2 separate regions of the Homo sapiens genome follow, and region 1 is linked to region 2. A link is an interaction called in ENCODE POLR2A ChIA-PET data of the cell type or tissue named here. Cell type or tissue: A673. All regions are shown on one strand. Links, peaks and the distances in the headings refer to the core of each region. The heading gives the core; the rest is flanking DNA. Region 1 has its middle 150 kb from the start of LINGO1-AS2. Region 2 has its middle 46 kb from the start of LINGO1-AS2.

Evidence for each region. Peaks named below come from ENCODE experiments on the same cell type or tissue, not always from the same donor. Only the 100,000 strongest peaks of a DNase experiment are listed, where the experiment ranks them.
Region 1: POLR2A ChIA-PET joins it to region 2 with 6 read pairs; 2 of 35 experiments call an interaction of 5 or more read pairs at or near these places.

Annotation. Positions count from the first base shown.
Region 1 is chr15:77,803,844-77,820,084 of GRCh38, reverse strand. It overlaps a transcript of LINGO1 not described here. Among named protein-coding and RNA genes, the nearest start is that of LINGO1-AS2, 150 kb to the right of the region's middle. RefSeq lists enhancers at 888-1,522, 1,523-2,157, 8,691-9,192, 10,607-11,474, 15,317-15,911. In A673, for the core only: no CTCF peak of the experiment used is centred there; a DNase peak (open chromatin) is centred at 9,604; H3K27ac peaks cover 4,186 bases.
Region 2 is chr15:77,697,781-77,714,021 of GRCh38, reverse strand. It overlaps a transcript of LINGO1 not described here. Among named protein-coding and RNA genes, the nearest start is that of LINGO1-AS2, 46 kb to the right of the region's middle. RefSeq lists enhancers at 1-406, 1,700-2,238. In A673, for the core only: no CTCF peak of the experiment used is centred there; no DNase peak of the experiment used is centred there; H3K27ac peaks cover 738 bases.

The DNA.
Region 1 (16,241 bases), core at 5,504-13,503, 100 kb before region 2:
GAACCCTGGGCCCCGCGAGCGGCGGGCGGCACCCGCTGTAATGCGGAGAATGTGAGAGGCAGCGCAGGGCGGTGGGGAGGAAGGGGCGCGGGAGAGGGCGGCGGCGAGACAGACGGAGAGCAGCGGGGAGAACGAGGACCGGGCTGGGCAGGTGGGACAAGGCAGGGAGGCGCCGGAGAGGCCGGACTGGAAGGGGGGGAGAAGGGCGGCGGCGCCGCGGAGGGGGCCGGCGCTTCCCGCGGGAGTGCGAGAAGCCCGAGTCGGCACCTGGGCCCAGGTTCGGGCTGGGAGCGCGGCCGCGGCCCGGCCAGGCAGGGTGCGGGAGCCGGGCCGCCCGCGGGGTCCCTACGGGGAGCAGCGGGGCACCTAAGGCCGGCGGGTCCCGGAGGGGCCCAGGGCCGCGCTCCGCAGGCTCCGGCCGTCCCGGCAGGGGGTCTTTGTGAGCGCTCCAGGAGGGCGAGTCGGGAGTGCGGAGCCGGGTGTGCGCGCCTGGGTGTGCGCGTGTGTGCGCGAGTGTGGGCGCCGGGCAGTGGGGGCGCGCGGTAGAGATTCTGCCGGCATCGCATCGTGGCGAGCAGGAGGCAGGAGCGGGACGCGCAGGGGAGCCGGGACCCTCCCGCGCACACGCACATGCACACGCTGCGCGCTCTCACGCGCATACACACGCCCTCCCTGCCGCGCTCGCCGCCGCGGCCACCATCGCGGAGCCGAGCCCTGCGGAGCGGGAACCGAGGCCGGAGCGGGGACCGGAGGCAGCCGAGCCGGGGGATGCCGGCCCGGAGCGGAGCCGCGCGCGGACGGCGCGCCCGGGACGGTGAGTGTGGCCGGGCCGGGACGCTGCAGCGGGGCCAGGGCCGCAGGGGCGCAGGCCGGGGAGCCGGTGTGTCTGCCCGCCGGCGGCGCGGCGCGCGCGGCCTCTGATTGGGCGGGAGCCTCGGGGGCAGCGGCGGGGGTGGGGTGCTGGGTGCGCGTCCGTGGGGGGCGTGCACGCTTGGGGCTGGGAGGGGGCGTGCTCGGCAGCCCAGGCCGCGGCCCCGCCTCACCCTTACCTGCAGCTGCAGCCCCGACGACTTGCAGCAAGTTTGTGGAGCCCCTGGGGCGCGGCGGGCCGGGAGGGGTGGGGACGGAGGCGCTTTGAGGGTGCAACTCCGGCCTTCCTTTCCAGAGAAGAGAACGCGAGGGGAGTGGGGCGGGGGCGCGGGCCGGGCCGTCTGGCGGGCGGAGGGGTGCGCCTCCAGCTCCTCAGTCGCGCAGCCGCCCGCTCTCTGGGACACCCACCTAGGCCCGCGGCGCCGCGCTGGAGCCGCTCCGGGCGCCAGACTACTATGACCCCGCTAGGGTCAGGCAGGACCGCGCGGGGACAGCTCCCAGGCCCAGGGCCTGGGATGTCTTTGCAGGCAGGAGGAAGACACCAAGGTTCAGTTGGGGGAGTGCGGCGACGTGCCCGGGCGTGTATGTGTGTGTCCCCGCGCCTTCTGCTCCTCAGGACGGTGGCTGGAAGAAGGGAACTTGCCGCAAGGCGCGCCCCACCCGACCTGGACCCTCAGGAGCTCCCAAGAGGCCGGGGGCGTCTCCAGGTCTGCCGGCCTGGTGCCCCATACCTGCTTGGAGCCATGCCCCCGCGTGCCTCACTCTACATTGAGGTTGTGGCTGTGCTTTGTACCCTCTCCCATTGTGAGTCTCCTCCCACACTCTGGACCTGTACTGGCTGCCTGAGGGAACCTCCCCACACCCCTAAGTGCCAACCCAGCCAGTCCTGTGGAAGATGGGATGGAAAGCTGTGGTCCAAGATGGTGCCTCTGAGAGGGAGAGAACCCCGTGTCTCCTGGAGTGAGAGGCCCAAGGAAGGATCTGGGGTCAGGACTCCTGCAGGTTCCTCATCCTCCTTGTTTCCAGGGCAGGTTTTTCCTCCTCTAGGAAGCCTTCTCTGGTTGCTCCTGAGTCCTTCCAGCTTGGACTTCCCTGGGGTTGTAACTGCTGGGATCCCAAGCAGCCCCCATCCATATGCCTTCTTTCCTGCCACTCGCCTGTGAACCTGTGTGGTTAGAAGTCTTGATCTCAGCCTGGATGCTGTGTGGAGGGGTGTGGTGGCTGGACCAGTCAGTATCTACCTGGGTCTCTGGAGTATGGTAATGTCTATGGTAATATCAGCTTTCAGGCTTAAACCTTACTTCCACCTCCATTATCCTTCTGGAATCTCTCAGCCACTTTGTGAGAATGCAGGACCGGTGGGCAAGTTGCTTATCCATTTCACAGAGGAGGATTTTGTGGCAGAGATGGAGGTAGTTTTCTAAGTCTTAGGACAGCCCTTTTCCACTGCGAGGGTATCCGCTGACCCTGGTCTTTGGTGAGGCATGGAGGACACCCAGGCCTTCTTTATTGACCTGGCAGGCGGGCTCCTGCTGCGTGTGGCACGTTTACTGGGCTGGCGGCTGTTCTCAGCTGGAGGCAGTTGAACAAAAGCTCCTGACCTGTGGGACCTTTTGACCCTAGCTTGGTTAAATATGTGCTTCCTGGATTTGGGGCCAGAGGCTGTCAGTGCTTTGCTTGATGGTTTGGAAGCCCGGCTCCTGTCATCCTCTGCACAGCTCTGGGAGTTCACTACCATCCCAGGGATCCGAATCACTCCCGCCCAACCTGGCACTCTATGCTGGGTCCTGGCATTGTCCTTGTGTTTGGGCCCCAAAAGCCTTCCTACCCTCTCCATCCTAGAGCCCCTCTGTGGGCCAAAGATGCCCCGTGGAGATCTAAATGTGCACTGGGGGAATTGGAGGGGACTCTGGTGGCTATTGTGGCCACTTCCTCCCCAGGTGGCCCACCTGAAGAACAGGAGGTCAGAGCTGTCAGCCCCAGGCAGGCTTCTGTGACTTCCCTCAGTCCTGCTGGCAGCCTGGAGTCATCCCCAGGGCCTTCGGGGTAAGAGCTGTTGCCCGGGAGTTACCACTGGGGGTGGGGCTGGGCCTGCTGGATCCTGGCGGTGGCCTCCTCAGCCTTTGCTGGCTTCCCCGTCCCGGGCGGCCTCTCTCTGCCTCTCCCTGCTCCTCCCTTGTTGGCTCTGGCTGATCATGGCCTTTCTTTGCCATTGTTTTTTTCTTCTCTCTCTCTCTCTCAGCTCCTCTTCCTCTTCACCTGTGGCTCCCTAAGCTCCAGACTTTTGCCTCCTGAGTGTTGACCAAAGCTCTGGTTGACATCCAGGTGGCTGGAGCATGGCAAGACGCCTAGCTTGGTTCCACCCCTATCATCCATGCCTGCTTGAACCCCTGCCCCGGTTCTTCTGGTACCTCCACTCCCACCCCAACCAACTCCACAAAATGAACCCTTCATTTGGGGTCCCAAGCCATGGTGAGGGGGAGACCAGGGGCACTTATTTGGCCCCTGGTCTATTCTGCCGGGGATGAAAATTCCAGCCAGGGGCTCCCCACCCCTACTGGCTGCTCCCTTTAGGAAAACAGCCACTTCCTCACCCCAGCCTCCTGACTGGGAGGGAGCAGTGCCCAGTGTGACCCCCTTAATTTCCCTCCCCAGGCAAGACCTGACCCTGCTATATTTGTGTTTTAAATTGTAAAGATATTCTAACAAACCCAGTGATAAGAATTTATTGAGTGGGCTGGGCCTTGGGGTGGCTCAAGGTGGAAAAGCTGCCCCTGACCTCTCAGGCATAGCTTTGTGGGGGCTGAGGGCTACCCTGACCAGTCTCAGAGTTTCTTCCGTGGGCTTCTGGGGCCCAGACCCCTGTTCCCAGGAACCACACCTTGGCTGTTACTCTCCATGGCCTGGAGCCTCGCTTCACATTTGGAGGTATCTTCTGGCTTGAGACCTGGACTGAGTGCTGGGGATACCAGTGATGAGCCTGGGCCCCTCCCCGGATGGGCTCTCAAAGGGGAAACAGATTTGGACCCATACCTCTGAGTATTAGTGAAGCCGGCTGGGTAACCAAGAGGCTCAGTGGGGGAGTGGCAAGGGGCTGTTTCAGAAGGAGGGGACTGGCGGGGCCTTGACCTGCTGAGATTTTCCGGCACTTGATCTATGCTCAGTAAATAATTGTTGACTAAATGAGTGAATGGAGAATGCGAACGTGAGTGGGGGCTTTCTAGGAAGATGGCACGGCACTGGCAAAGGCATGGAGGTGGGAAGCGCTGGGCAAGGGTAGAACGTGTTTGCAGTGGAGTAGTTCACATGGGGGCATGGAGAAGGTTGGCACCAGACAGAAGAGGATCCTCAGTGCCCATCTGAGGAGTGTGGGCTGATTCTGAATTCAGGGCTTGCAGCGTTGAAGTTCTGGAGGAACACAATTAGATGTGCGATATAAACCACGTCTCTGGTGGTCTTGGGTGGGGTTGTCCAGGTGCTGGGAAGACCTGGGTGGGGTGATCTAGGTCGTCAGAGTTCGGCGAGGGCTCAGGATTCACCAGTCCTACCACCTGGGCATACAGAGGTGGCAAGTGTCCTGAAGTCATAGATGCAGCCTCCAATACTGGCCTTGCCACTGTGTGCACTTCAGTAAGCCGCTGAGGCCCATGGGTCTGCCTCAGTTTCTGTGTCTGTAAAGTGAACACATTTGTTTGTCTCCGTGGATAACTGGAGTGAGTTTGAGTGGGATTTTGTAACCTCGGAGGAGGGCTATGAAGGAAAAGGGGTAGAGGGCTGTTTGGCATTGCTGTTTGATAGAGGAAGAGCTTGAGGCCTAGAGCGGGGCAGTGGCTAGCACAAGGTCACTAAGCAAGTTGGGAGTGGGCACTGCAGTCTTGGGTTTTTCTGGCTGTGCCTGTGCTTGCTGGGCAGGGGTGGGTGGGGTGGCCGGGGCCTCAGGGCCTCTGCAGAGGACGTCCTTAGGCAGTTGTTTCAGCACTCCAGCTGTCGGAGAGCATATGGGGCCATATGGCCACATCAGGGGAGGTGCCAGCCGCTGGAGGAGGGATAGCAGCTGCCACCATGGTCTTCTGGATCTATGTGGGCACTGCTAGCCACCAGGGTCAGGGCGAGAGGAGGCTAAAGTGGAACTTCGGTGTCCAGGTTGGTTTGGACATGGAGACTGGGCCTTGGCAGGTGGCCCAGTTCCAGCACCCATCTGCCAGGGCAGCCGGATAGGCAGCTCCATGCCCAGGACTGATCCAGTTAGCTCAAGGCCAGCTGTGCCAGCCACCCTCCTCACATGCCCCACCCAGCTCTGATGGCCTTACCATGGGGTGGCACAGTGCCTCTGATGTCAGGGTCACTGGCCTCAGTGGAGTGTGTGTGTATGTGACATATCCCCAAACCCTAGGCGCTGATTCTGAAACTCTGAGACTTTGGGGTATGGAGTGGCTCCTCGAATCAGTCTGGTGAATCCAAAGGGCCTGGGCTTGGATGCCAGATGGAAATGGGTTTGAATCTTGGCTCAGCTGCTTCAAGCTGGGTGAGCTTGGACAAGTCACTTTACTGAGCCTCACTTTCCTCATGGGTGTCATGCGGGGATGATGTCTACCGTAGCCCACTTGGAAATAATGCATGTAAAGCAGCCACTAGCCAGAGGCATTGTAGGATCTCAGTAAATGTTAGCTGATGTTTTGCCCTCTGCAGGAAAGGGAAGTGGGTCAGGTTGGAGTTTCAATGTCCAGGTAGAAGTAAAGAGGAGCCTTATTATTATTATTTTCCAAGGCAAAATCTGCTTTATAATTTTGTGTTTTTATACTCCTTCTTTTGTTTAGTCCTCATGGTAGTTCCAATAAAGTAGGCAGACAACATTGTTCCGTTTCACAGATGAGAAAACTGAGGGCACGGTGGGAAGTGGGTCTCCAGAAGCCACACAGTGAGTTAGGCTTGACCCTGTCTCTGGACTCCTGGTCCAGTGTTCTTGCTCCACAGTGAGGCTTTCCAAACTTCTGGGGTGGAGACTGGGGGAGGAGTGGCTTTGTCTTCTGTCTAGACCAACTTGGGGGTTCTAGAGACTCCCTTCTTGGCCCTGTTTCCATTATAGGTACAAGGACAGGCTGTCATGGACTGGTAGCCAGTCTCAGCTGGGGCTGGAATGAGGGATGCTCAATGAGGCAGCATCTGCTGTATTTCTCATCTGCCCCAGCACAGGGAGGGGCTGAGATTGGGGGGGCTTCCTAGGGGGCAGGAGAGCCCAGGGACGAGTGAGGGATGGACCTTCACCTCCCAGGCAACCCTGGCCATGCTAAGGCGAGCAGGCCTGAGCCTTCTGGGGCAGGGTGGGGAGGGCGCTGGGCCCTGGCCCTTTCTTTGTGTAAGGTGTATAACCTTAGACAGCTCACTGTCTTCTTTGAGCCTCGGCTTTCCCCTTTGGACACGGGACAAAATGATCTCCCTGCCTGCCTTACAAGGCTATTTTTGAGGCTCTAATACGTATTTTTCTACATGGCAGGGCATTATAAAAACATGCTATTTCACGGCTGTAATTCCAGGACTCCCCTGTCCTGCAATTTGATGATCTATGATCATTCAACGTATCACTGTTTGGGCGCCTCCTCTGGGCCTGGCTGTTCTGGGTGCTATAGGGACAGAGATGAGTAGGACCAGCCTCTGCCCTCTTGGGGCATGCAGCCTGGTGGAAACCATGGACAGACCTTCCCAAGCCCAGGCTGGCTGTCATGCTCTCACCCAACACCCTCCCAGCACTCCCTGTTACCTCCAGGCTGGCGTTCTGACCCCTCGGCACCTTGCCCAAGCCTATGTCCCACCCCAGCCCTCTCTCCTAAGCACCTCTCTGTGTCCCCAGGCTCCAGCCAATCAGATGGGCTGTCGCTGTCCTCCTCCATGGTCCTTCCACCTGAGAGTTCTCCCCCATCCCTGTCCGTGGAGATCCCACCCACTTTTTAAGGCTTAGCCCAAATGCCTCATTAAAAAAAAAACCTTCTATTGGCCACCCCTCCTGGAAGCAGCCCATCCTTCCTCAGAACTCTGAGAGCAGTGTATCAGCTTTACATTTAGGGAACATTTATTATTTACTGTGTACCCACTATATGCAAGGCCTGGGGGCGGTTTGTCTTTGTTTTGACTTGGGAGCACCTTGGTGGCAGGGACTGGGCTTATCCATCTTGTGTTCCTTGGGCGTGCCTGGGGGCCAACTAGGCTGATCCGGGTCATGCAGTGCCTCCCTTGGGGCCTCTGTGGCCACTGACACCTCCTCCTTGGGTAGTCCCTTAGGCCTGGGGATTTGGGCTAGGCCCAAAACATCTGTTTGAGAAGCTCCCGAGTTATGGGTTGCTTTGCTCCTGAGACGCTCATCATAGATACGGCCCTCCCTGTCCCTGATGGCTGTGCCAGGATGGGGCGGGGCCACCCAGTCACTAGCCATACATAACTCTCCCCGATGAATTGCACGGCACTCAGCAATTAGTGATTGATCATTTGGGGTACTGATAAATCTCCATTATTGATCCACGGAGGTGAGCCTGGCCATTGTTGGCGAGGGTCAGCTGGGCCTGGCTGGGAGATTGCAATCATGGCCATTTATTTCTGACCAGGAAGCTCAATAAACAGGAGGCAGAGAAAGAGACGCAAGCCCCCCTGTCTGTGACCCACACCGCCAGGGTGGGGCTAGAGGGCTGGGGAGGAGGGGGAGTTGGAGCAGCTGGGGAGCTTTTGCCCACCTCCTCCACCCTCTATTCTCCACCTTCCTTATTTTGCTTCCAGTCTCTTCTGGCCCTGGGCCTCAGCTTTCCCATCTGTTAAGTGGAGATTTCAGTCTCTTTGTCCGGTGACACTTTGCCTTTGAATGAGATGCCCGGGCAGTTACTGACTTGTCATCATTTCTGCTCCACCGGTAGGGGTATTCTGAGGCTCCAAGAGGATGGTGGCCGCATGAGGATGGAATCAGTATCAGGACCCCCAGCCCTGGGCTGCTCTGCAGAGGGCATGGGGAGCCTGGTGGGTGGGGGAGGTGTGGTCACAAGACAGCAGTCACCTCAATAAAGGGCAGCATCTGGCTTCTGAATGTGTTAAGGCTTTTAAATGTGCAGCTAGGGCTCAGTGGAATTTGTGAAAAGCGATTTCTAGGGAAACAACATAAAGGAGATGGCAGGGGGATGTTTAACCTACTTCAGAGACCCAGTTGCCTTTCAGGCATACCAGGAGCACCAGGCATTGTGTGTGGGGCTCCTGCCTGGCTCACGTGACTGTGCTATTTTTTTTTTTTTTAATTTTGTTGGGAACATTTTCAGACATACGAAAAAGTAGAGAGAATAGTACAGGGAACTCCGTATACCCTTCATCTAGATTTAACAATTGTTGACATTTTCCCACATTTTGCTTTATCTGTTTTTTCCAGAGTATTTTAAATTATAGACATCAAGCCTTTTCACACCTAAACATTTCAGCATCCATCTCTAAAAAATAAGATAAAATATTTCTGCCTAATCTTAAGTGGTCTCAAATTTTTTTCATTTTATCCTTGGGAGATAAAGAATCTGATAGATGAGCGGACTGAGGCCTCTGAAGTGACTTGGCCTGTCCAAGGTCACATAGCAGTGAAGGGGAGGGTCCTCTGCAAAGGCCCTGAGGCCCCGGCCACCCCACCCACCCCTGCCCAGCAAGCCGCAGGCACAGCCAGGAAAACCCCAGGCTGGAGTGCCTGCTCCCAACTTGCTTAGGTGGGATCTAGGAGGCAGGCTGCGGATGTAGCCCAGGATTGGGCAGACACAGGAGAGGCAGGGGAGGGGAGAGGTGGTCTGGAGCTGGACCCCTCTGAACAGGTTCCTCTGGCTTAGGCTGGAGGGTCCACCTGGAAACAGGAAGTGACCCTCTTTTAGGTTAATTATCTCTCTTGTTTGCTGTGGGGATTAATCAGGAACTGCAGCGTCAGGAAAATCTAAAACAACTTCTTGTTTATTGTTTAATTTAGGAGAATGTTATCAGGCTTGGGCCATGCAGGGCCAGGGGAGCCTCTGTTGGCAGAAGCAGCTGGGCTGCCCCCACCGGCCACCCTGTGGGAGCAACCGGGAAGGTGGTGGGAAGGCTGGCCTGGCAGGAGGGGTTGGGATCGGGTCTGGACAGCTGTGGGAATTGGGGTGGGGGGGTGTTGGGGGCTTGGGGCTGCACCTGAGATCTGGGCTGGACCAAAGACTCTGTAACCTCGGAACAGATCGGAAGTGAAACTCAAGGGGGTGAGCTTCTGGGGGATATGTGGACATCCGGGAGGGCCTCGGGCTGCCTGAGGCCCTACTGAGGAGCTCTCCTTTGTCTTCCGGCCTCCTGCCCGAGCCTGGACTCCTCCCTGGGAGGCTGTGGCAGAATGAGTGCCCTCTGCCAGCCCAAGGTAGCTACAGGTCTCCCTGGGCTTCCCCGCCTCCTTGGGGTTAGGGTGATTCCTCCCCCAGTACTCTCCGATGCTTGGACTCCCTGAGGGGTCCCAGAGGTCACAGGTATGGAGTCACAGAATGCTGGAACTAGAAGGCGTACTTAGAGATGATCTCATTCCTCCTCTAGGTTCCAGATAGGAAACTGAGGCACAGGGAGTGGCCAGTTCTGTCTTGTGTCTCATGGTGAAGCACTGCAGAGCCTTGGCAATAAGTCAGGCATCTGGCTTCTCAGTCCCAGGATCCTCTGCTTCCAGGCCACATGGGCTTGTCATTCAGGACCCACTAGTGCTCCCCTGGGTACAGAGCCGGGAGGCTGGATCAGCTGCGGAAGGGCTGCCAGTCATCCTGGGGGATGGGCCTAGGATTCCCCTATTAGAGTCTGCCCTCCTCGCTGTCCCTCTCCCTCTCCTCCCTAGATTCCTCTGTGTGTGTGTGTGTGCATGTGTGTGTGTGTGCATGTGTATGTGTGTGTGTGAGCCTAGTTACCCGTGTGTGTGTGCTTGTGTATGTGTGTGTGAGTGTGTGCATGTGTATGCGTGTGTGTGTGTGTGTGTGTGTATGTTTGTGTGTGTGCCTAGTTACTTACCCGAGAGGAGAAGAGCTGTGCAGGTTAGGGAGGAGGCCTCAGTGGAGTGTCCTGAGGCTCAGCCATCTGGGACTGAGACTGGTCTCCTGTCCATAGTGAGCCCCCACAGCAAGGAGGAGTGCCCTGATTAGTGCCAGGCTTACTGTTGGGCTTATTCTTGAGGTCATTGGGGGAGGAGGGTGGGAGAGGCCACTGGGAGAAAGGCAGCCAGAGTGGGAGTGAAAGGCAGAGACATCAGGACACCTCCTGATCCCTGCTCTCCAGCCCTGCAGCGCCACCAGACCCACAGCAAGCCTGTCTGTTCTCTGCGGTTGGGGAAGGAGAGGAAGCCACCTCACCTCGGACGAGTGGCTCAATGGGAGCTGTGAGACAGGGGCATGTTGCCACCTCTCCTGGGCAAATGTTTCTTCCCTGGCAAAACGAGGCAGGGGCTGGGCGTCCTCTGCTCTGAGAGCCAGGTGGGGAGGACAGGTCATGGCTGGCTGTAGGTTGGTCCTTCACCCCCCTGCCAGGCAGGAAGTAGACTGGAAGGGTCACAGGAAACAGCACGGGTCCTTGGTGTCCCCTCAGCCCACCAGGCCTTCCCTCTGCTCTCCCAGTGCTGTGGGGGTTGGGGGAGGGCACCATGCTTATAGTCCAGGAATCGGGTCGGGGCGGGGCATAGCCTCTGTGTGTTCCCACAGTGACTATATGCTAGATCCCAGAGGGACCTGGAAGAACGTTACCCTCATTTGTGTGCACAGCTGTTCTGCAAGGTGGGCATTATCGACTCCATTTTACAAATGAGGAAACTGAGGTTCAGGGTGGTCACCCGCCTGGTTAGGGGTGGGGGTGAGATTTGAGTTCAGGACTGCCTGGCTTCCCCGGATCCCGCTGCCTTTGAGGCCTGGTTTCTGCTCTCATCCTCATCACTACCTGCTGGGTTTTGGTGCTTGCCTTTGTCCAGTAGGGCTGGGAGGATGGCTGAGAGCTGACCTGCAGGCCTCGGGCTGGAGGGGAGGCATGCTCCTCATCCCCCTGGGAGGCTGAACCTCCATTCACCTCCTCCACCTGGCCTGGCAGATTCTAAGGGCTCTGGCTGAGGCTTACCAGCGTTCTTGGAGGAATCCTTCCTAAGCCAAGCAAAATGGGAGGATCCTGGCCCTGTGCTCAGGGATTGGGCCTCCATGTGTGTGCAAGGCTCATTAGAGCCTCCAGTGCCCTTTGCTCCTAGCCGGCACGTGCCTTCCAAGTGAGCATTTGTTGGGTGACTGCATGTGGAGTGGGAGCCTGAGTGCGCATATATGGGCCATCCGAGGCCTGGGGAGTCACACCTGAGGGTTGAGCGTGAAATAGGGCAGAGGAGAGTTCACTGAACCCCTGTTAAGTGTTGGGCACAGTGCCAGATGCTTTACCTGTATTACCTCATTTAATCCTAACAACAACCCCATGAGCTGTGCACTATTACTATCCCCATTTAACAGATGAGGAAACTGAGGCTCAGAGAGATTGAGGGACTTGGTGGAGATCACGCAGCTAATGAATGGAGGAGCTGGCATTTGAACATAGGAGCATTGCTTCTACAGGAGGCTGTGTCTGTGTGCCAGACAGAGGGGAGTCTGTGCTGCAGCTGGGACGAAGGCAGTGTGGTTTCAGGAAGAGGTGTCTGCTCTGTATTTGGAGGGAGGAGGTCAAGGGTCCAGCAAAAGTCCAGGTGAAGGAGGGATTCAGCAGCAGAGGCCTGGCTGGCAGGCCAGCATTCGGGTCTAGGGCTGTGGGATCTTGGCTCAGCTTCCCTGCACTGGATCCAGATCCTCAAACCTGCCTCACCTCCCTCTCAAGGCCTTTGCCCCGATACAGGAATGCATCCTTATGCTCCTGTATCTGGGCAAAGGCCTTGCGGCGAAACTGACCGTGGCTTCTCAGAGGACAGTCAGGGCAGTGTGCCACATTGGGGAGCATCTGCAGATGAGGCTGGAGAGGGGCCCGGGCTGTGCAGGCCTCCAGTGCCAGCCTGCAGTGGTGGATGTTCTCTGGATTTTGAACAGGGGAGAATTGTGTCCAGGTCTGAGGTTTACAGAATGGATCTCTGGTGGCTGGGGGCCATGGGTGGTGGGGAAGGGGTGAGCGAGCAGGGGGCAGCTGGGGGCTTCTCTCCCCCTTGACCCAAGCCTGCATGGGTAAGGCTCATCTCCTTATCTTTGATTTTTTCCACCCCATTCCCTGCCTCCTAGAATGTGGAGCTGGGTGGGGACCAGAGGAGGTCCTTGGCCCCTTCCAGGCCCCTCCCTCAGAGACTGTAAATATTTTGTCTTCACCATCTCTGCTGCTGGAAGTTGCTGCTCTTAACGCCTTTTTTCTTTTGCTTGATACAAACGAACGCTGGAAAAATTCCGTGCCGGGCGCTCGCTCTGTTGCTTCTGCTCGTGCCCAGAGTCCCCTCCAAAAACTCTAATTGCTTTTAAGCTGTGATAGTTGGCAAAAGCAATTTTCTTTACATTATGGAGGAAAGGGGAAAATCCACCAGATTTTCTTCTTCCTTTCTTTCCCCCTGTTTTGACTCTAACCTTTCGTTTTGAGTTCTCTGCACTGCTGCTGTGGTCCTGGGAGAGAAATGGAGTAGAAGAGACGTGTGCAGGGAGGCAGGAACACCCATGAAAAGGGCATTTTTGCCTCTTTGCGCCTCAGTTTCCCCATTACAGAGTGATTATATGTCCATCCATTCATTCCCTAGAGGTTCCCTGAGCACATCCGTTTGAAGCAACTTGAGGGCCAGGACTGGCTGCTGCACCCGGGACAGAGCCTGACACATAATGGGTGTTCCATTAAGGTTGGCCAGTTGGATAAACAGCTCCACTGGCAGCCAGGCACTTTGCCAAGCACTGGGAATGCACAGGATGAATCCGAAGCAGCCCCTGCCCAGGAGAGCTCACTGATTAGAGGGGGCACCACCACACAAACATAATCACTACATTACTGAGTTGCACTACAGGTGGGTCCTGGGTATGAGGAGCCCAGAGCAGGGCATGCCGGGGTACTCGGGGAAGGCTGCAGGAAAGAGAAGCATTTGGACTGCGCCTTGAAGAAGGGGTAGGAGATGGGATGAACTGGGTCAAGGAGGAAGGAATTCCAGACAGGAAACAGCATGCGAAGGCAGAGAAGGGTGACCTCTGAGAAGCTGGGTGTGGCTGGAGCCGAGGCTGCCCAGATGGGCCTGAGCTACTAGGGAGAGCTTTGCATGGCAGGTGGGGAGTTTGGACTTGATCTCAAGGTAACGGGGAGCCCTGGAAGGGTTCCAAGCAGGACACTCATGCAGGGAAGATCCCTCTGGCTCCATAGTGTGGATGATGGGGCAGGAGAGATGCTGGCTGGGAGGCTGGTCACCACGGCCTGGGGGGAGATGGGAGGATAGTGGTGTGAATTTGAGACAAGCCTGGAGACCCAGATCCTGGCGCTCACCTCCTCTGCCTGTGCTGTGGGGAGAGGCACTCCAGTTCTTCCCTGGACTGGGGGGTCGGGGTCCCCTAGAGTATCTGAGGAAGCAGGCGTCCAGTTCATAGGCCTCTGCTGCTATGGTCGGGTTTGCTTCATTCTCTTTTCCTCAAGTGTATAGCCCTTTACAGTTTGTAAAGCCCACTCACCTCTGACCCCTAGGTAGATCTGAAAACAGTCCCCTGGGGTGGGCAGAACAGGATGCCCATCCCCTGTGGACAGATGTAGGTCAAGCTCGCCCCAGGGACCTGAAGGCAGGTGGAGCTGGGGAGGGGATTTGAACCCAGGCTGCTGCCTGCTCCACTTCTGCCGAGTACCCCTCCGCCCTCGACCCTCTTCCTCGCCTCTCCTCCTGAGCCCTGTGCTTCTTCCTGTTTGCAGAGAATGTGGGGCTTTTCAAAACCATTAATGATAGAAAATAAATTGGAATCGGAGAGGAATCATCACTGGGCATTCTCGGAGGGCCGCCTCTGCCCTCGCGTCTCTCAGCCATATTGAAGCCGGCAGCCAGACTGGAATATGAATGAGTCTGGGGCCAGCATTGCTCTTTATCTGCCGGGAAGCCCTCCGTGGTCAGGTGGCACTCACCAGTGGCATCGCTGTTTGCAATGAGGCTTCGGCGGCTGCTGGACATCACCAACCAGGACTGATTTCTCCGGGATGGACTCACAGTCCATAGCTGCCGAGGAGAGGTGGAGGGAACCTCGAGCTTAGCTCCCCACTCCCGCCAAAGCCCTCTGCCGGGGTCACAGCTCTGAGGTCAGCCCCGGGTGGGGTCAGGTATCCCTGCCTGAGGAGAGGGGGTACATGGAAGACCATCAGTGGTTCTGGGTGTCTGTGTGATCCTCATCTGGATATTCAAGGCCTCCTGTGAGTCCTTGGCCCTCTTGTCCTGTCTCCTTCAAGAAACCTTCCTTGATCAATGCCCAGCTCACACTTGTTCCCATTTTTAAGCTTCTTGTGGCCCTTGGAGCCTACAGGGGCCCGGCAGGAAACGCATGGAGGAAATGCATGGAGCTGGCTGGGTGTGATGCAATATGGGGTGGTAGAGACTGTGGCAACACAGAGGCACCGAGACCACCAGTTTGGAAGCCCTGCCATGGGCACTTCCACACAGTTTTGCTAAGTAGACAGTGCCCTTGCTCCACAGCCACAGCTCTCGTCTGCCAACTAGCAGAGAGCCCCCTGAGGGCAGGCCACAGTCTCTGCCCTGCAGTTTGTCCTTCCACGGCAGGCCCAGCTAGGCATAGGCTGGGCACCTGGGCAGGCCTCCCACAAAGCATCAGACTCTGGGGACCTGGGGTATCATTCAGAGTAACCCTCTTGCTTAGAGATGGGGAAATTGAGGCCCAGAGATGGAGGGTGGGTGGAAGGTCTCTGTTCTGTTCTGTCATATGGTGCACCCCTGCCCTTATTAATCTTCCCAGCAGGAGTAGGAGGGCAATTTTTGTACTCTGTTTTAGAGAGGAGGAAACTGAGGCTCAGGTGGCTGCATCCAGGGAACACCGCAGGCCTGCATTTGAATTAGTCTTTTGGAACCCCAATGCTGGCCATCTCTTTCTGGCAGGATTAGGGGATGCTGAGGCATGCACAGAGTTGTCCAAGGGGGACAAGGTGCATTGGTGCCCAGAGTAAGCCCAGCCCAGGGTGCAAGGCCTGGGATCCTGGCTCAAATATACCACCAACTTCCTGTGTGACCCAGGCCAGGCCGAGGGAGGCCCCTGGAGGGGTCAGGAGCAGTTGGGGGGGTGGGCACTGAGACCATGTGGCCTGGGCTTGGCTGCCAGCCCTTCTCAGCACTCCCATCCAGCCCTTGGGCTCCCTTGGCCCCAGGCTCATAATGAACCCTCTCACTCCTGTCATTTCTATGGTCACTATAACGTGGGAGGTGGTAACCGCAGTACCCAGGAGGGACCTGGGGCTCTGCAGGCTCACTTAGCAGTGTGGGACAGCCCAGGCAGCCAGTAGCCTGCTGCAGCTGGGAAGCAGGAGGACGAGAGAAGTGGGCCTCAGGCCACTGCTGGGTGGGCAGACTGCACAGACCTCTCAGCCCTCCAGCCTGGAGCCGGGGTCAGGCCAGCCACACCCCTGCACATCCTTGCACACACTCAGATAGACTCACGTGAACCACCTTGTCTAGCCCCGGGTGTAAGATGGAGAAGCTGAGGCCAAGAGTCTGAGAATGAGACTCAGGGTTGTCGCTCACTCACTCTGACCTCTGCCTATCCAGCCTGTGCTCTCGCCCTCCCCGATGGGGAGCTCACCCCTTATCCAGACAGCTTGCCTGCCTTGGACAGCTCCCTCCCCTCTCTGGCCATCTACTTCTAGGGACTCACACAGGGATCTTGGCTTGGGACCCGGGGCCACATGACTTGCACTAGTCCCTCCCCTCAGCACTCTCTCTTGCCTTCGGTGCATATCGTGCGAGTCTGCATTCCTTTGGGGGTGAGCCTTGCCCTGTTCCTGCCTGGTGCTTCTGGATCTTTGGGCTGGGGGCACCTGGAGGAATCTGATGAAAGCCATGGCCCTGTGTTAGAGATGGGGGCCCAGCCCCTCCTGCATGTGAATCATCATAGCCAGTTTTGTGCAGTTTTGGGGCTCACAGACCTCTGTAGTCCTCCCTCCCTGTGAACCCTGCTGGGAACTCCTGCTTTACTCATTCCCCAGGTGACATGATTAATGTCACCTGTTGTGCTACCTAGGATGAGATGCTAGGTGTTCCAGCCCCCAGGCCACACCCTTTCTGCTCTACCCTGCTGCCTTAAGAAGGGCCCACTGTGCGTGGCTTAGGGGCTGAGAACTGTGTGTATTAGGCTGTTCTTGTGTTGCTATAAAGAAATTCCTGAGACTGGGTAATTTATGAAGAAAAGAGGTTTAATTGGCTC
Region 2 (16,241 bases), core at 3,501-11,500:
ACGTGGGAACCAGCAGCTGTAGATGGTGTTTAAAGACCTGGGCAAAGCCAAGGACCACCAGGAAGCGACGTGGGTGGTGGAGAGAGGACCAAGTCCTGGACGCTGGGATCACCACCATGTAGAGTTGAGGGAGGAGAAGGAACCTTCACAGGAGGCTGAGAAGGCACACCTAGGGGGTGCGAGGAAAGCCAAAAGGATGTGGAATCCCAGAAGCCAGGAGAGGGTTCCTAAAGGAAGGGCAAACTCAGTCAGCTGCGGGCATGATGACGCGTATACCTTTACCCAGCCTCGCATAACTCCAGGACAATATCAGAGACAGGTCACTGACGTTGGCACAGTCCACAAACCTGATTCTATTTCACCAGTTATACATACACTCGTGTGTGTGTGCGCGTGTGTGTATGTAAGTGTTTATATATAGTCCTGTGTGTGTATCCAGCGCCACAATGGAGACGTAGATCTGCACCACACTACAAGACTCCCTGTGCCAGCACACCCCTCCCCGCCCAACCCTGCTCCCACGCCTCCCGCTTGGCTGCTACTAATTTGTCCTCCTCTGTAATTTTGTTATTTCATGAGTGTTACATAGATGGAATCATACAGTATATCACCTTCTGAGATTGATTTTTTTAAAACTCAGCATAGGCTGGGCACAGTGGCTCACGCTTGTAATCCCAGCACTTTGGGAGGCCGAGGCAGGCAGAGTACTTGAGCTCAGGAGTTCAAGACCACCCTAGGCAACATGGTGAAACCCTGTCTCTACAACACACACACACACACACACACACACACACACACACACACACACACAATTAGCTGGGCATGGTGGTGTGTGCCTGTAATCCCAGCTATTTGGGAGGCTGAGGTGGGAGAATTGCCTGAGCCTGGGAGGTGGAGGTTGTAATGAGCCAAGATTGTACCACTGCACTCCAGTCTGGGTGACAGAGTAAGATCCTGTCTCAAAAAACAAACAAACAAACAAACAAAAAACCAAAACCCCAGCATAATGAAGGAAGGGGATTTTTAAAGGATGGCAGATACCAGAACACAATTGTTTGCTGCTGGGAAGAACAAAAGACCCAGAAAAGAGGGAGAGACAGGTGATGTTGAAAGATAATGTAATGATGGGAGGGAGCTGAATTCCTGAGGATGAGGGGTGGGTTCAGAGTCCAAGTGGAGCCATTAACCTTTAACAGCAGCGAGACCCCTCATCAGGCAGGAAGGGGGGTGCAGGCCGAAGCTGGTGGGCTTCTAGAATGTGCAGGGGCAGAGGACTGGGGTTCATATTTGCTGGCTTCTGCTTCCCCAGTGAAAACAAAGTGAGGTCTCAGTGGAGAGTGATGGGTCACATGGAGGAAGGGAGGCAGGAGGAGAGTGGAGGTGGGGCCACTGCCAGGTTGGAGAGTGGGGAGGTGAGGTGGCCGGTGGCTGGAGCTGGGACTGCTGGGCAGTGCTGGAATTGCTGCAGGTTTGGGATTCAAGCTCACAGAGGGCACAGCCTCCACGGTGGGGTCATTTCTCTAGCTGTATTTGGCCTCCCAGCTATAAGTGCCAAGATGTTGGTTGGATTCATCCAGGTTGGGGTTTTATGAAAGTACTGCTTAGGGGGAGGGGGGCAAGATATTTGAGCATCCATTATGCTGATGGACCATGGAACTCAAGCTCACCAAGGGCAGTGAGGGCGGAAGGGCAGTGATGGAAGGTGAGGTGCGAAGGTCTCGGTGCAGTGAGGATTGTAAGGAGAGGAGCTGGAGGGCCAGCTGGGAGGTTTGACCAGGAGCCATGGTGGTGACAGGGCCAGGGTGTGGCCTGGGATAGAGGCTGCAGGGAATGGCAGCTGAAGGTGACTGGAAGCAGGCAGTAGGGGCACCCCCAGCATGGGGAAGTCACCTAGAAGGATGCAAGGGTTGAGGTGCAGGGCAGGACAGACAGGAGCCCTCTGTGGGTGAGGGGAAGTGGCCAGGAAGTTCGAAGGCAGAGGGAGGCACAGCCACCTCTTAGGTCCCACAGGGACAGAACCACTGTAGATGGGAGGAATCTGGACCTGAGGTCTAGAAGAGCCCCGAGGAGCAGGGAGCACATCAGCCTGCCCTGGCCGAGCAGAAATCATCTGCAGAATGTCGCTGTGTGCCCCCCCCTCAGAGGAGAGAACAGAGGCCTAGAGAGGGTAAGCACGTTTCAGAAGGAACAAGCTCCGCTGAAGCGTTCAGAGGGTCTGCTTGAAAGTCAGTGGTGTGGTGGAGGCTGGATTCCAGAGCCGCCTGTTGCCTAGGTTTCAGTACTGCCTCCTCCAACTTTTCTGGGCCTTTCTTCATTTGTGAAATAGAGCAGAATGACAGTACATACTCCCAAGGTGGATGTGAGGATTGAGTTTTAATGCACGCATCCTGTGAATCCTCGGGCTAACCCTGTTTACAGATAGGGAACCTGAGGCTTAGAGAGAGGAATTGACTTGTCCAAGCCTCAGTGTTCCTCAGCCTCCCTGTCTTTGCCCCAGGGCTGCCATCTTTACCAACACTCATTCAGCAGCCTCATGAAGGAAGCAGGATGCAGGCCTCAGGCCTACTTGGAAGTTGGGGAAACAGGGCAGGAAGGTGTCTTCTCTCCCTGTGGCCCCCAGAGTGTCAAAGGAGGATGGAATCTTCGTTATCGGCCAGTCTTCAATGTCGGGGACACAGAGGTGACACAGGCACCATGCCTCTCTTTAAGCCACAGTCTCATAGGGGAGACAGGACAAAATAATAAGCAAATATAGTAATGTTAAACAGTGGAACATAGGGCAAGAAGCAATTGTTCAAGGAAACAGGGATTTGGGGCTGAAATTCTTGGGGAAGAAGAGAAAGATCCAGGGACTGTGGTGGCAAAGGAGGAGCAAGGGTTGAGCTGGGTTTTGAAGGGAGGTGCGAGTTTAATGAAATGGATCAGAGAGGGGACATTCTGGAGGGGAAGAAGGGAGGGCTCTGGGTGAGCAAAGGCTCAGAGAGGGGGCTGGGGAAGAAGGTGCCCCACTGGAACAGAAGAGGCAGAAAGCAAGGCCGTGCGGGCTGCCTCCTGCAGACGTCTCAATCTTCTCCCAAGAATGGTGAACCAGAGGCCCCTGAGGCCTGTGAACAGATGCCAACAGCGGGAAATTGGCCAGTGGATCCTCCATGGCCTGGCACCATCAAAGCTGCCAAGAGCAGAGAGGCCCTGCAATCTGGGGGCCTGGCGGCCCGGCACGGTTGGCCAGCTTGCTGTGTGACCTTGAGCAAGCATGCTCTGCTAAATGGGGCTACCCCAGCCGCCCCGTCCTCCCTCGCAGGTGGGCTGTGTGAGGTGTTCCAGCTCTGTGAAGTCTTCTTCAGCGAAACAAAAGCCAGCACCGCGGCAAAGTGAAGGAATGGAGGTGAAGGCTTTTAGCTCCCTGGCAGAGACGCCCAGCAGAAATCCAAGGCATGTCAGAAAACGGAGTTTCTGGAGAACCTTTGATTTAGAGAACAAGGTTTTGGCATCAAACTGCGATCAGAGAACAGAGGCAGCCTGCCACACCGTGAAACTGAGCTCTGTAAACCTCATTAATCTGATGTCTCTATGTTCAAAGCGGTTCTTAATTAGGAGCCGAGACTCTCTACCAGCTGGGTGGCCCATTGTTCCTGCTGGACAAGTCCCACCAGGTGACTTCAAAGCCCATTCCTCACGTCCCTCTGCCGCTCAGCGCCAATTAACCAGCATTTAGAGCTGGGCCGCCTGGGCTGGCAAGCTTGGCCATGCTCCTGCTTCATTTGGTGTCGGAGCTGAGGGGCCTCCATGAAGTTCTCCAGCAATGCAGGCAGACACGTGAAGGGTGGAGCTGAGTGCCGGGTGTTGGTGGGGGTGAGGGACAGCCCACGGCAGCCCCTGCCCCCCTGGGGTTCCAGAGGCCTGGAAGGAGCAGGAGAAGCCATAGGAGCTGCAGCTTCCCTCGGCCACCCTCTCTTCTCCCTTCCTCCTCCACGGGGACTCCTCTTCTCTGCTCCAACTCCCCTGTGCCCTTCTCAGACCCACCCTTTTGCCATCTCTTTCCATCCTCCTGAGGAGGGTCTGGGATGCCCAGTCAGAAGCCAAACTAGGTCTGGGGACACCGTGTGGGGTCTCACTGGGTGGTCTGATATGCACGGACTCAGTCCCTGATATGTTGGCTCCCACCTTCCCTGTGTTTACCCCTGCCCTTCACTGTACCAGGGCCTTGTACACCGTAGGTGCTCATCAAGGGACTGCCAGCTAGTGTAGCTTCTCCATAAGCCAAGTCATGTCTGAGAAGCTTGTGGCTCCATCAGGACAGGCACATCAAAGCAGTGGGCCTGCAGCGCCACTGGAAAGCTTCAGGAGAGAGTTGGGAAAGACCTTTCAGCAGTGATGCCACTTTCAGTCTGGAACAGCCGGGTGCAGGAAGGCTGGGTTTTTCTCTGCCTTCCAGGACGTTGAACCACAGTTGAATCTAGAGACAGAGAAGGCACAAAAGGAAGACCCAGGGCAGTGAGCCTGAACCAGCCCCAAACTGGCGGTCAGGATGCTGGGATTCCAGGCCTGCCGCTGTCCCTGACTGGCCACTTTGTGCTCTTGAGCAGGTTCTTGGCCTCAGTTTCCAAATCGGTGGGACGGGAATGATGACCCTGTCTGTATGGCTCCCTGCATACAGTGAGGTCAAATGGAAGACTAACTGAACCTGCCTTGGGAGCTGTCCAGAGTACTGGGGGCACTGGGGATGCTCCAGCTTTGCTCGCACACCTCTGGAGATGGGAGGCTCACCCCATTTTAAGGCCATTTTCCATGGCCAGATAGTTGCAGTTGTTAGAACAATTATTGTATTAGTTTTTTAGAGCTCCCGTAACAAATTACTATAAACCTGGTGGTTTAAAACAATAGAAATTACTCTCTCACAGCTCTGGAGACTGGAAGTCTGAGATCAAGGTGCAGGGCCGTGCTCTCTCTCAGGGCTCTAGGAGAGGATATTCCTGGCCTCTTCTGGCTCCTGGTGTTGCTGGCATTCCTTGGCTTGAAGATGCATCACTCCAGCCTCTGCCTCCATCTTCATGTGGCCTCCTCCCCTGAGTGTGTCTACGTCCAAGTTGACCTCTTTGTTGTTTTTGTTGAGACAGTCTCGCTCTGTCACCCAGGGTGGAGTGCAGTGGTACGATCTCTGCTCACTGCAACCTCCGCCTCCTGGGTTCAAGCAATTCTTCTGCCTTGAACCCAGTAATCTCCCGAGTAGCTGGGATTACAGGTGCCCACCACCACATCTGGCTAATTTTTGTATTGGAGACGGTTTCACCATGTTGGCCAGGCTGGTCTCGAACTCTTGACCTCAGGTGATCTGCCTGCCTTGGCCTCCCAAAGTCCCAAAGTGCTGGGATTACAGGCATGAGCCACCGCGCCCGGCCAAGTTGACTTCTTGTATAAGAACATCAGTCGTTGGATCAGGACCCACCCTATTCCAGTATGACCTCCTTGTAACTAATTACCTCTGCAAAGACCCTATTTCCAAATAAGGTCACATTCTGAGGTTCCAGATGGACATGAATTTGGGGGGACACTATTCAACCTAGTACCTTCGTTTTCCTTCTGGGCCCAGACTTCCACCCTGTGGCTTCACCCCTGTGGGTTTTCCCTTGCTCCTGACCAGCCCCAGCTCCATCAGTTTCCTCTGCCCCAACAGGGTTCCAGCCTCCCGATTCCCCACTCTGCTCTTCAGGGCACACTGGGCTGCTGGTGTCACAGAAACTTTTCTGGTAAAGTGTCTGTCCTCCTTCCCAGGGCTTGCCATCCACCCTCCTGCTCTTCTTGCCTTTTATATGTGGAAACTCGTCGCTTCACTCCAGGACTCAGCCTGGGTCCCAACAATTACCAGCTTCCTTGATGTCTAACACTATAAACCCATTCACCTCATTATAGGAAATTTCTTTTGAATGTCCTTTAAAAACCATCTCATTACACAGGAAGAACTGTAATTACCTTGTGCAAGACAGAAATTCTGGGCAAGCTGGTGCCTGGTGCCTGTCAAAACTGTGGGACAGGGTTCCCCGCTGGCTGGTTTGGCCATAGGAGAGAGCTCTTTCTTTCTCTCATCTCATCCTTTCCAGCCCCTTTTCTTCTGGGACCCGTGGTCACCCATGTCTCTGTTGGTGGCCCTAGAAGGTCAAGACCTCCCACAGAGAATAGAACCACCTTGGATTGGTGCCTGTGCTCCTGCCTGGCATCCTGGCAAACCCTGATGGTCAGAGCCTTCCCCAGGGGTTCTCAAGGGCTGCCCAGCCTCTTCCTGAGTCTGCCCTCCTGGAGGCTGCTGGAGCTTGCCCAGTGGTTGCAGAACGTCACAGCTGGGTGGGACTCTGGAGGCCAATAGGTTCAGCCTCCTGCCCTCAGCCACTTGTCCAGTCCTTTTGCCCAGCAGCCTCTGGGGAACCGTAGCCCTTCCTGGGACCAGGGTTTTTCCCTGACCTGTTTAGGGGATTTTCTTGATGTCTGGCTAAAATCCCTGGTGCCCCAGTTCTGACCTGATTTTAAGCTCCATCTCTTGCTGGCGGTGCCACCTTGGGCAAGCCATGTGGCCATTCTGAGCTGTTTTCTCATCTGCAGAATGGTTGGGATCATTTGTGCTTCAAGAGTCATGGTGAGTAGGGTCTGTGGCCACAGGCCTCAGGTGCCCATCATTGGGCATGTAGCAGGAAGTGAACCTACATTGCTTCTACTTTCCAGGGGAGCTTGACCGTGGAGACCCTTTTCTTTCTCCTCTCTGCCTAATGTGGGGTGGAGCAGACTTCCATTTGGACTTCTCCTCCTCCTCCCCACCATTTCTCCCTCTTTCTTCTCCCTCTCTCTCTCCTGGAGCATCAGAAGACATGGCACATCCTGTTCCCCTCCAGCATCCCTGCCTGCAGCCTGCAGCCTGCCACCTGCTGAGGCAATTTGTTTCGAGAACACCCAGCTGCTGGCATGGTCTCAGTAGTTGCAGGTCCTTCTCTGCTCAGTCCCTAGCTGTACTGTCTTCTACAGGGAATCCGTGTGGCATCCTGGCACAGCCACAGCCATGGGCATTGCCCACGGAGGCAGAACCATGCCTACCCATGTGTCTCTCCTGCCAGCATCTCCTCTGGGACTCTGGCTATAGCTTCTGGATCTGGCTGGGGAAGCAGAGAGGGTAGAGTCTCTGGTCTGCTCCTCAGCAGGGATTCCTGCTTCTTGAGGACCTGCTATGTTCTGGGCTCTGTGCTAGGGGCTAGGCATACAGTGAGCAAGGCAGCCATGGCCCCTTTCCGAGTGAGGCTCACAGTTCTTCTTGGGGTCAGGATGGGCTTCTGGCATACTGAGACTGGGCAGTCTGGGAGGGCTTCTCTGAGGAGGCGTCTTATCCCATTATCAGATGGATAAGAAGGAGCTGTGTGCAAGGAGCAGGAAGAGCATTCCATGTCCTGGAGAACCTTGGTGTGTTCAGGAGCTGGAAGGAAACTTGTGGGGTAACAGGAAGAGAACCAGAGGAGGTGGGGCTGGGTAGGTGGTCAGGGCTGGGTCAGACAGAGCCTGAGGCCAATAGTGAGGAGGGTGGGTGGGTTTTGGTCTAAGAGAAAGAGGAAGTTGCTGGAGGGTTTTAAGCAGGGAAGGGACCTAATCTAACTTAGGGTTCAACAGTGCTGCCCTGGCTGCTGGATGAAGAGCAGAGGGACACAGGGACACAGAAGAGTAAGGTGGGCCACTCCAGGGGGTCTGGCAGGCCGTGGTGGGCCTGGCCCAGGACAGGTGCCGGGTTGGGTGGGGATATCACAGGGAGGCGAGGTTTCTGGTTTGGGCAGCTGGGTTGATGGTGGAGATGTTTGCTGAGGCAGGAGCCCTGGAGAAGGAGTGGTTTGGGGACGAGGAACGATGAGGTGTTTATGGGACATCAAGGGGAGATGGTGAGGATATCAGGATCTTAGTTGTGACAACAATGGGATTTATATGTTATTATCCCCATCTTACAGACAAGGGATCCAAAGCTTAGAAAGGTAAAGTGCGGCCCACCCCGGGCCACACAGCTGGCAGCACTCCAAGCCAGGGTGGGACCCAGAGCTGTTGGCCCCCATCTCAGCTTGCATTTGAGAAGAGCAGTGCTTTGCCCCACAGGGTGAATGACTGGTGGGATTTCAGGCATCAGTGGGCCCCTCACCTCCATTGTGACCGTGGTGGTCTTCACCTGGGGCTGTGTCTGGAGTCAGTGGCTGACTCTCCCCTAGGACACACAGCCCAGAAGGCCTCAGCCACCCTGCAAGCCTGGGAACAGCTCAGCCCCTTGGCACCATTGTGCCTGAGAGGATCCAGAATATCCCGTTGTTCAGCCTGAGAAGAAGTAAAAAATTAGCTCCAAGTCAGGGCTTTCCGAGCGTGGCAGTGCCCAGGACAGGGTGGCTCCCCGAGGCTTTGCCAGCCCCTGCCACCTCACCTTCTTGGTCTTGGGAGGGTGCTTGGCACTTGCCTGTCCCCACCACAGGGGCCCTCCTCTGCCAGCTGGGCGGTGGGGGCACTGAGAGGAGGGAAACCCCTAGGCAGCCAGAGGACTGGGTAGAAAGAGCCCTGGACCAGGACGGGAGCCCTGGGGCCACCACGCACCTCCCAGTGACCTCAGTGTCTCCCCTTGGACAGTGAGCCCCGGGAACGAGTGAGGCATAGCACCCTTTCCTTCCGGCATTCCAGGAATCCCACCTTCCTATCTTCTGAGGTGGGAGCCAAGGAGCATCTCCAGGGCTTGGGTTGTGGAGTTGTGGTCAGGGAATAAAACTGGTCGGGGAACCTGGAAAGCAAGGTCCAGGGTGCTGGAAGTGGACTGGTGTGTGTGTGTGTGTGTGTGTGTGTGTGTGTCATGGCAGGGGGAGGGGGGTATCTTCAGGCAGAGGCCAGTGGCATGAGGGAAGGTGTGGGGAGGGTGTGGACTGGGAACAAGAAGGATGGGCCCACAGGTTCCCCGTGCCCCTGCCAGGGATGAGCCGGCTTATATGACAGAAGATTAACCCAGCAACTTCTCCACAAGGAGATGGGAGCCTGGCCACCCTCCCTAGGGCCTAGACCATGACACTGGTCTCTGGTGCAAACTGGGCATGGTGGCTGGTGACTGTCAGGGCTATGTGCAACCAGGGTCAGGATTTACACTGTGGGGCCAGAGACAGGGTTCAGGGTGGGACCAGGGCTCAGTGTGTGCACAGTCAGGGCTCAGTATGTATGCAGGGTCAGAACACAGTCTATGACTGGTGTTAGGGCTTGCACTGTGTGACCATTGCTTAATGTGTCAAGGGTTAGAGTGTGTGACCAGGGTCGGGGCTCAGGGTATGACCAGGGTCCGAGCCCAGTCTGTGACTAGGCTCGGGGCTCAGTGTCTGACCAGGGTCAGGGCCCAGTGTGTGGCCAGGGTCAGAGCTCAGCTTGTGACCAGGGTCGGGGTTCAGTGTCTGACCAGGGTCAGAGCTCAGTGTGTGACCAGGGTTGGGGCTCAGTGTGTGGCCAGGGTTGGGGCTCAGCGTGTGATCAGTGTCAGGACTCAGTCTGTGACCAGGGTCAGAGCTCAGTGTCTGACCAGAGTCGGGACTCAGTGTCTGACCAGGGTCGGGATTCAGTGTGTGGCCAGGGTTGGGGTTCAATCTGTGATCAGGGTCGGGGTTCAGTATGTGACCAGCGTCGGGGCTTAATGTGTGGCCATGGTTGGAGCTCAGCATAGTGCTCTATGTGTAGCCTCAGGGGCAGATTGGAGGCCCTGCCTCATCCACACTCCCTCTGAGCTCTCTGCTTGTCTCTCCCATGGGGCCTGTTAGTCAAGTGCTCAAGACTGATGCCACCTCTCTGAGCCCTGATGAGCAGAAGCTTGAATGGTCGTAGCTTCTGCAGATCCTTCAGAACTTGCCATGTGTGAGGCACCCTGTGGACTGATGGTGGGTATTATTGCCCTCATCTTACAGGATGATGAGGAAACTGGAACTCAAAAGATAAAGTGTCTTTCTGAGGTCACAGCTAGTTAAGTGGGAGAGCCCGGACTCAAACTCCTTGTCCCTTTATTCCTTTTCAGGGTCCCTCAGCATTTCTCCCTGGGGTAGAGGGACCTTTGGCAGAGCTCTCTTCCTATGGGTCCCCCATAGAATCTTCTTCCTCTTTCTGCCTAGACTGGGGACTGTGAGTTCAGCCTTACTTAAGCCAAAACTTCCTAGGAAGGCCAACTAGGCCTGAGGATGGACAAGGAGACCTTCCTGCAAGGTCTGAGGCATGCAGGCAGGTCCTGTCACCAGCAGCTGGGGACTGGGCATAGCCTGTCTGTAGGGTCCCATAAACCCCAAGGATCGGGCTTCTCTGTTAGAGATTAAAGGAATGTGTCAGCCCCATTGGAGGCATTTTGAGCATTGTGGTCCTGGATTTTGGAGCTCTGGAGGGTCCTTCCCAGCATCCCTGACATCACCCCACAAGCATTTCTTCCTTTGCTTCCAGGAAGTGGTGGGAAGATTGCCACCCCTCCTGCTGTAGGCCTGGACACCTTATGTTGCAGATGAGGTTCAGAGAAGGGAAAGACACTTGTTCCAAGACACAAAGTGTGTTAGTAGTGGAGGGGCCCAGAACCCTACCTCCCACTGCCAATATTCCTAGGTGTTCCCTCCTCCTGGCTCAAAACCCTCGTAGGAACTGAAAACCCACGAGGACACGAAACAATCACGTTCTAAGAGTGGGACTCTAGGCACTATACCAGCTGTTCTCTTGGGCCTTCCTGACATTTCTCAGTTACAAGAATCCCCCCATTTGTGAGTCATTTGGAAAATTTCATGGGGGAACTGGTCCAGAATTTAAGTGAAGTTCCAGGAGGAAGGGACTCAGGGAGAGTTGGAAGGAGGCCCCTGCTGACATGAAGAAGGAGTAGCCCCTTGCCGTGGCTTATCTGCGAGCCTGCGAGATGGACAGAGCAGTTTGCTTCACAGCTGGGGGATCTGAAGCTCAGTAAGGCAAAGCAATGTGCTCAGCAGTTCCCAGCTCAGTTCTCATTCACATCTGCCTGGTCCAAAGCCAGTGGGTTCTCTCCAGTCCCCTCTGTGTGGCCGGACTGTGTCACAGAAAGAAGGAAAGAGACTGTTGCCTGCCCTCCAGGAGCTGCTGGGAGAATGAGATTTAAGTCAGAAGAAGTATTAGGGAGCAAGAGCTGCATTGTTGAAGTCTCAGTGCTGTATGGCACAGAACACAGCCATGCCGCTGAAGCTGCTGGGAAAAGCTGGGTGGAGTTTAGATAGGATCAGGGATTGGGAAGAGCAAGCTTAGCCATTGGTGTGTGTGTGTGTAGCCCAGGCAGACTGGAGGTAGTCAGGTAGTCAGGAAGGCAGCTGTCCGGGGTGCTGAACCAAACCACCACCATGGGGCCGGTCTGCAACTCTTTCTGGCCACTTTGGTCTGAGCCTCAGTTTCCTTACCTAGAGAATTAGAATACTGATACCTGCATCACGGTCTCATTGAGAGGGTGCAGGAAGGCCATGGCATGTTGTGCTGAGCATGCAGCCTGTGTTTTGTTGAGGCTTTCCAAATGGGAACACCAACTGAAGGAGGCAAAGCCTCCTCCCCAGGCCCCTGGGGTGGAGGGTGGGGTCATCTGTGATACCTGACCCCAGGCACATGATCCCTCAGGAATGGCAGGTGCTGTAACAGGGTCAGCACTTCCCCTTGGCATGGGGAGAGGCAGCTTGTCTGGAGCCTTTCCACCCGCCTGATGCAGGTGTCCCCCAGCCTGTAGGCCTGGACACTTCATGTTGCAGACAGGATGACTAGGAACCAGAGAGGGCAAGACACTTGAGCCAAGAAACAGTGTGTTAGTGGAGGATGGGGTAGAGCCCCACAGCCCTACCATCCACTGCCAATATTCCTAGTTGTTGCCTCTCCCAGGTGCAAAAGCCTTGGGGGAACTAAACACCTTGGAGCACCCAAAGGAATGAAGCTCTAGTGTGGGCCTTCAGGCACCATCTGTGACACCTGTTCTCTTGGGCCTCCCTGACACCCTCTACTAGCCTCAGCCCCCAGGTGGCTTGGGTCCTAGCTCTCAGCTGGGCCTTCATCTCTCTTAAACCACACCCCCAAACTCCTGGCCCCATGCAAGCTCTCTTAGTCCGTTTGTGTGTTACTCTAAAGGAATACCTGAGGCTGAGTAATTTATAAAGAAAAGGAGTATGTTTGGGTCATGGTTCTGCAGGCCGTACAAGCATGGTGCTGGCATCTGCATCAGGGGAGGGGGCCTCAGGGAGCTTCCACTCGTGCCAGAGAGCAAAGGGGAGCTGGCATCGCATGACAAGAGAAAGGAAGTGAGGGAGCCATGGGTGGAGGGAGGTGCCAGGCTCTTTTTAACAATCAGTTCTCATGGGAACTAATAGAGTGAGAACTTGTTACTCGTTAGAGGGCGAGAAGGGCACCAAGCCATTCATAAATGATCTGCCCCTATGACCCAAACATCTTCCACCAGGCCCCACCTCCAACACAGGAGGTCACATTTCAGCATGCTATTTGGAGGCGACAGACACCCAAACTATATCACAAGCCTTCTCAGGCCTCTTGATCAACTTGGGGCCTCCGGGGTTCCCACCCCGCCAGGGAGGTGGGATGCTTTGGGGCAGGAATTTGGTGGGTATAGAGCTGCTGGAAGCCAAAGAAGAGACCTCTCTCACTCTCCTTTGCCTCTTTTCTCCTCATCTCCTCAGGCTGCCAGACCACCTTGGCCCTGGGCTTGGGATGACCTGCAGCCACTGAGAGGAGAGCCAGGAAGGGTTCCCCCAAAAAGACCCCCCAGGCCTGTTGGTTATGTTTGAGATGCACCCAATTCCTGTGTCATTCACCTTTCAGCCTTTGGCATCTCCTTGTCCTTTAGAACCAGACAGTGCTAAGTGTGCATCCCAGCTCTGTCATTTCCCCTGACCTTGGGCAAGGGACATATGCCTCAGAGCCTCAGTTTCTTCATTTGTCAAGTGGGAATAAGAACACCTATCCCACAGTGTGTGGTTTCAGTGTAGGAGTGCACATAGCAGGGGACACTGCCGCTTTCCTCCTGCCCCTGGTCCCTCTTCCATGGTGATGCTGGCCTCCCACCCACTCCTGCCTGTTTAGACCAAGAGCTGAAGCCTGGTCCGTGGGTGAGGTTGTCCTGTGGAAGACAGGAAGGGAGAGGCTGCGGGTAGCAGGCCGCACATAGCACCAGTGTTTTTAACACTGTGAGGGGACCAAGCTGAGCTGCTGCAGCCATCTGCAACCCCTGACCTTGCTGGCTCTGGCTTGGTTCTGGAAGATTCCCTCCCCTACCCGCCCCTGCTCACCCAGGTTTAGCAGGAGCAGCTACTTGCAGTGATGTGAAAAACACTTGGAGTAATACAACTCGGAGACTTTGACCACTGGTAACACCGACCCCACCTACCACCCCGCCTGCAGCTGGCCCAAGGCTCGGGCCCCAGTCACCTCCTCCACCAGCCAGTCCAGCCAAACTAAGAGTTAGGAGGGTCAGGTTTGGCTTCAGCTCTGCCTCCATTTGTCTGAGTACTCACACAGAGCCTGGCACAGGGTATGTGCCCGAAACGCTTTAACTATTAGTAGTGGTAGTAGTAAGAGTTGTTGTCATCATAGTAGAGAAATCCCATTTCACAGAGGGGCTAGGTGAGGCCCACACAGTTGAAAAGCTGCCACCTCTGTGAAATCTTCCCAGCTCTGCCCCTTCTCCCAGAGTAGGCAACTTCTTTTGACTTTTTTCAGTTTCTCTGCAATGCTCTTATTAGGGGAGAGCTTGGTAGACAGTGGGATAGATTCCAAGGTAGGGAGAGGTGTGTTGGGGGGAGGAGCTCTCAGGGCTGAAGGTGCCCTGAGGAGGCCGGGAGCAGGTTTGATGGGCAGGAGGCCAATCTGCCAAGGGACCCTCTACCTGGGAGTGCCCTGCCCTCAGCCCTCCCCTCTGCTGGTTCCCCAGCCACCTCCTGAAACCCTGAGAATGCTAACGTGTGTGGTGACAGCAGGGCCTCTACCATCCCTGTTACTTTGGCCTCTGCTGACTCCTTCCTTGCACCCTGAGGCATCTGTCAAGTCCTCCTTCCTCTCAGCCCCTTCCCTACTGGGTCCAATGGGCAGAATTCTGACCTGATCACATTGCTAACAGCTGGTTAGCAGGTAAACTTAGCCCATAAAGTTAATTGAGCACTTAGTGTGTTTGAGACACTGGGGATGCTGAGGACTGGGCTGTAAGGGGCCCTGCCACCAGGGAGGTAGAGGGGGGGAATGATGGTTAGTATGTGCTTACTGTGTGCAGGTGATGGTTAGTATGTGCTTATTGTGTGTGGGAATGATGGTTAGTATGTGCTTACTGTGTGCAGATGATGGTTAGTATGTGCTTACTGTATGCAGATGATGGTTAGTATGTGTTTAGTTTGTGCAGATGATGGTTAGTATGTGTTTACTGTGTGCGGGGATGGTTAGTATGTGCTTTACTGTGTGCAGGGATGGTTAGTATGCACTTACTGTGTGTGGGGATAATAGTATGTGCTTATTGTGTGTGGAGATGATGGTTAGTATGTGCTTACTGTGTGCAGGTGGTGGTTAGTATGTGTTTACTATGTGGGGATGGTTTGTATGCACTTACTGTGTGTGGGGATGATGGTTAGTATGTGCTTATTGTGTGCTGATGATGGTTAGTATGCACTTACTGTGTGCGGGGGATGATGGTTAGTATGTATTTACTGTGTGTAGGGATGACGGTTAGTATGCACTTACTGTGTGCAGGGTCTGGGCTCGTGCTTTCCTGACCATCGGTGAGGTTGGAGCCACCCCAGTTTGCTAATGAAGAGAGTGGGGCCCAGGGAAACGAGGGGACTACCAAGGTCCTCAGCAGCGAATGCTAATGTTGGGGGTAGATAGGGCTGGACTTGGGGGAAATGGAGAGGAGGAGTTGACCAGCAGCTCCTGTCGTGGCAGCGTGAGTGAGCTCAGGAGGCAGTCAGGCTGCCCTTGGCCTTTCCTGACACATCCCTGGACCCTTAGGAGCCACCTCTGAGGAAGGTCTTCCTTCTCTCGGCTCCGTAGCCTCCTATTGAGCACAGAGCAGCCTAAGGCCACTGCACGGGGCACCCACTAGGGCAGTCCAGGGGCCTGCTCTTGTCCGCAGGGACTCAGGGACTCTGCCTGCACGTCTCCCCTCTCACTGCAGGCACTTTCAAAAAGGCAGCCCTGCTCCCGATCCTCCTGCTGTGCCCACCCGACCCTTCTCACCCTCTGGCCCTGCCCACAGTCCGCTGGGCCTAATGGCCCTGCCATTCCTGATCTCTGTCCCCTCACCCTTTCCAGCCTCCAGCCCATGAAGGTCAGCCTCTCCCAGCGACTGTGCCTCCTTCCACCCCACTATGTCTCTCTGGTTTCCCATTCCCGCCTTGGAGGAAGAGGTGCTTCTCCTCCAGACTGAGGCTCATCCCTGCCCCGGAGGACCATGAGCCAGCCCCACTGTCAGGCATTCCCTTTCCACAGCTCCTGCCTGGTGTGTGACCCCGCCCCTTCCCCAACTACACGGGGCATCGGGGTTCCCAAACCAGTAGTAGGTCCTGGTCACTCCTGTAGAACTTGGGCAGCGTCTGTGAGTCTTAGTTTTTCCTTCTGTTGGGTGGGCCAGAATGGTGCCTGGAACGTAGTAGGCACTCAACACATGCTTGTTGAATTAATGAACTAAGTAAGCAGTGAATTCCTGGCCTGGCTGCCTCACCTGAGTGTTGTGCAGATCAAAGTAACTAATGGATTTTTTACAGAGTTAAAGATGCTGTTTGGACAGAAGGCGTGGGGGATGCTCAGTGGGACGCTGGCACTGTGGATTGTAACTGCCGTCCTCACTTTGCAGTTTCTGCCTCCCAGAACCCTCCCTCATCCGCCCTCCTCTATATTGCTGTACCCCACCTCTCCCCTGGCCACTGCCTCATTCCTAACTCACTTCCTCCTGTCCTTCCGCCTGCCTGAAATCCATCCTCCCCCAGGTGGCGGCTGCAATGATCTTTCTGAAGCACGAATCCAGACTCTGGGTACTCCCCACTTAGAACTTCAAGCTCCTGCTGGCTCCTAGGATGAGAGCTCCATCCCTCTTGGTGCCTACTAGGCCCTGCCTGAAGGAGGGGGCTTTCTCCCTCTCCAGACACTGGGCCTTGTCACTGGTGCAGTCTGCGGTGCCCTTCCCCACTGCTTCCAAGCCCAACTCGTTTTCCTTTAATACCCCTTCAAAGATCCTTTCATCCCGG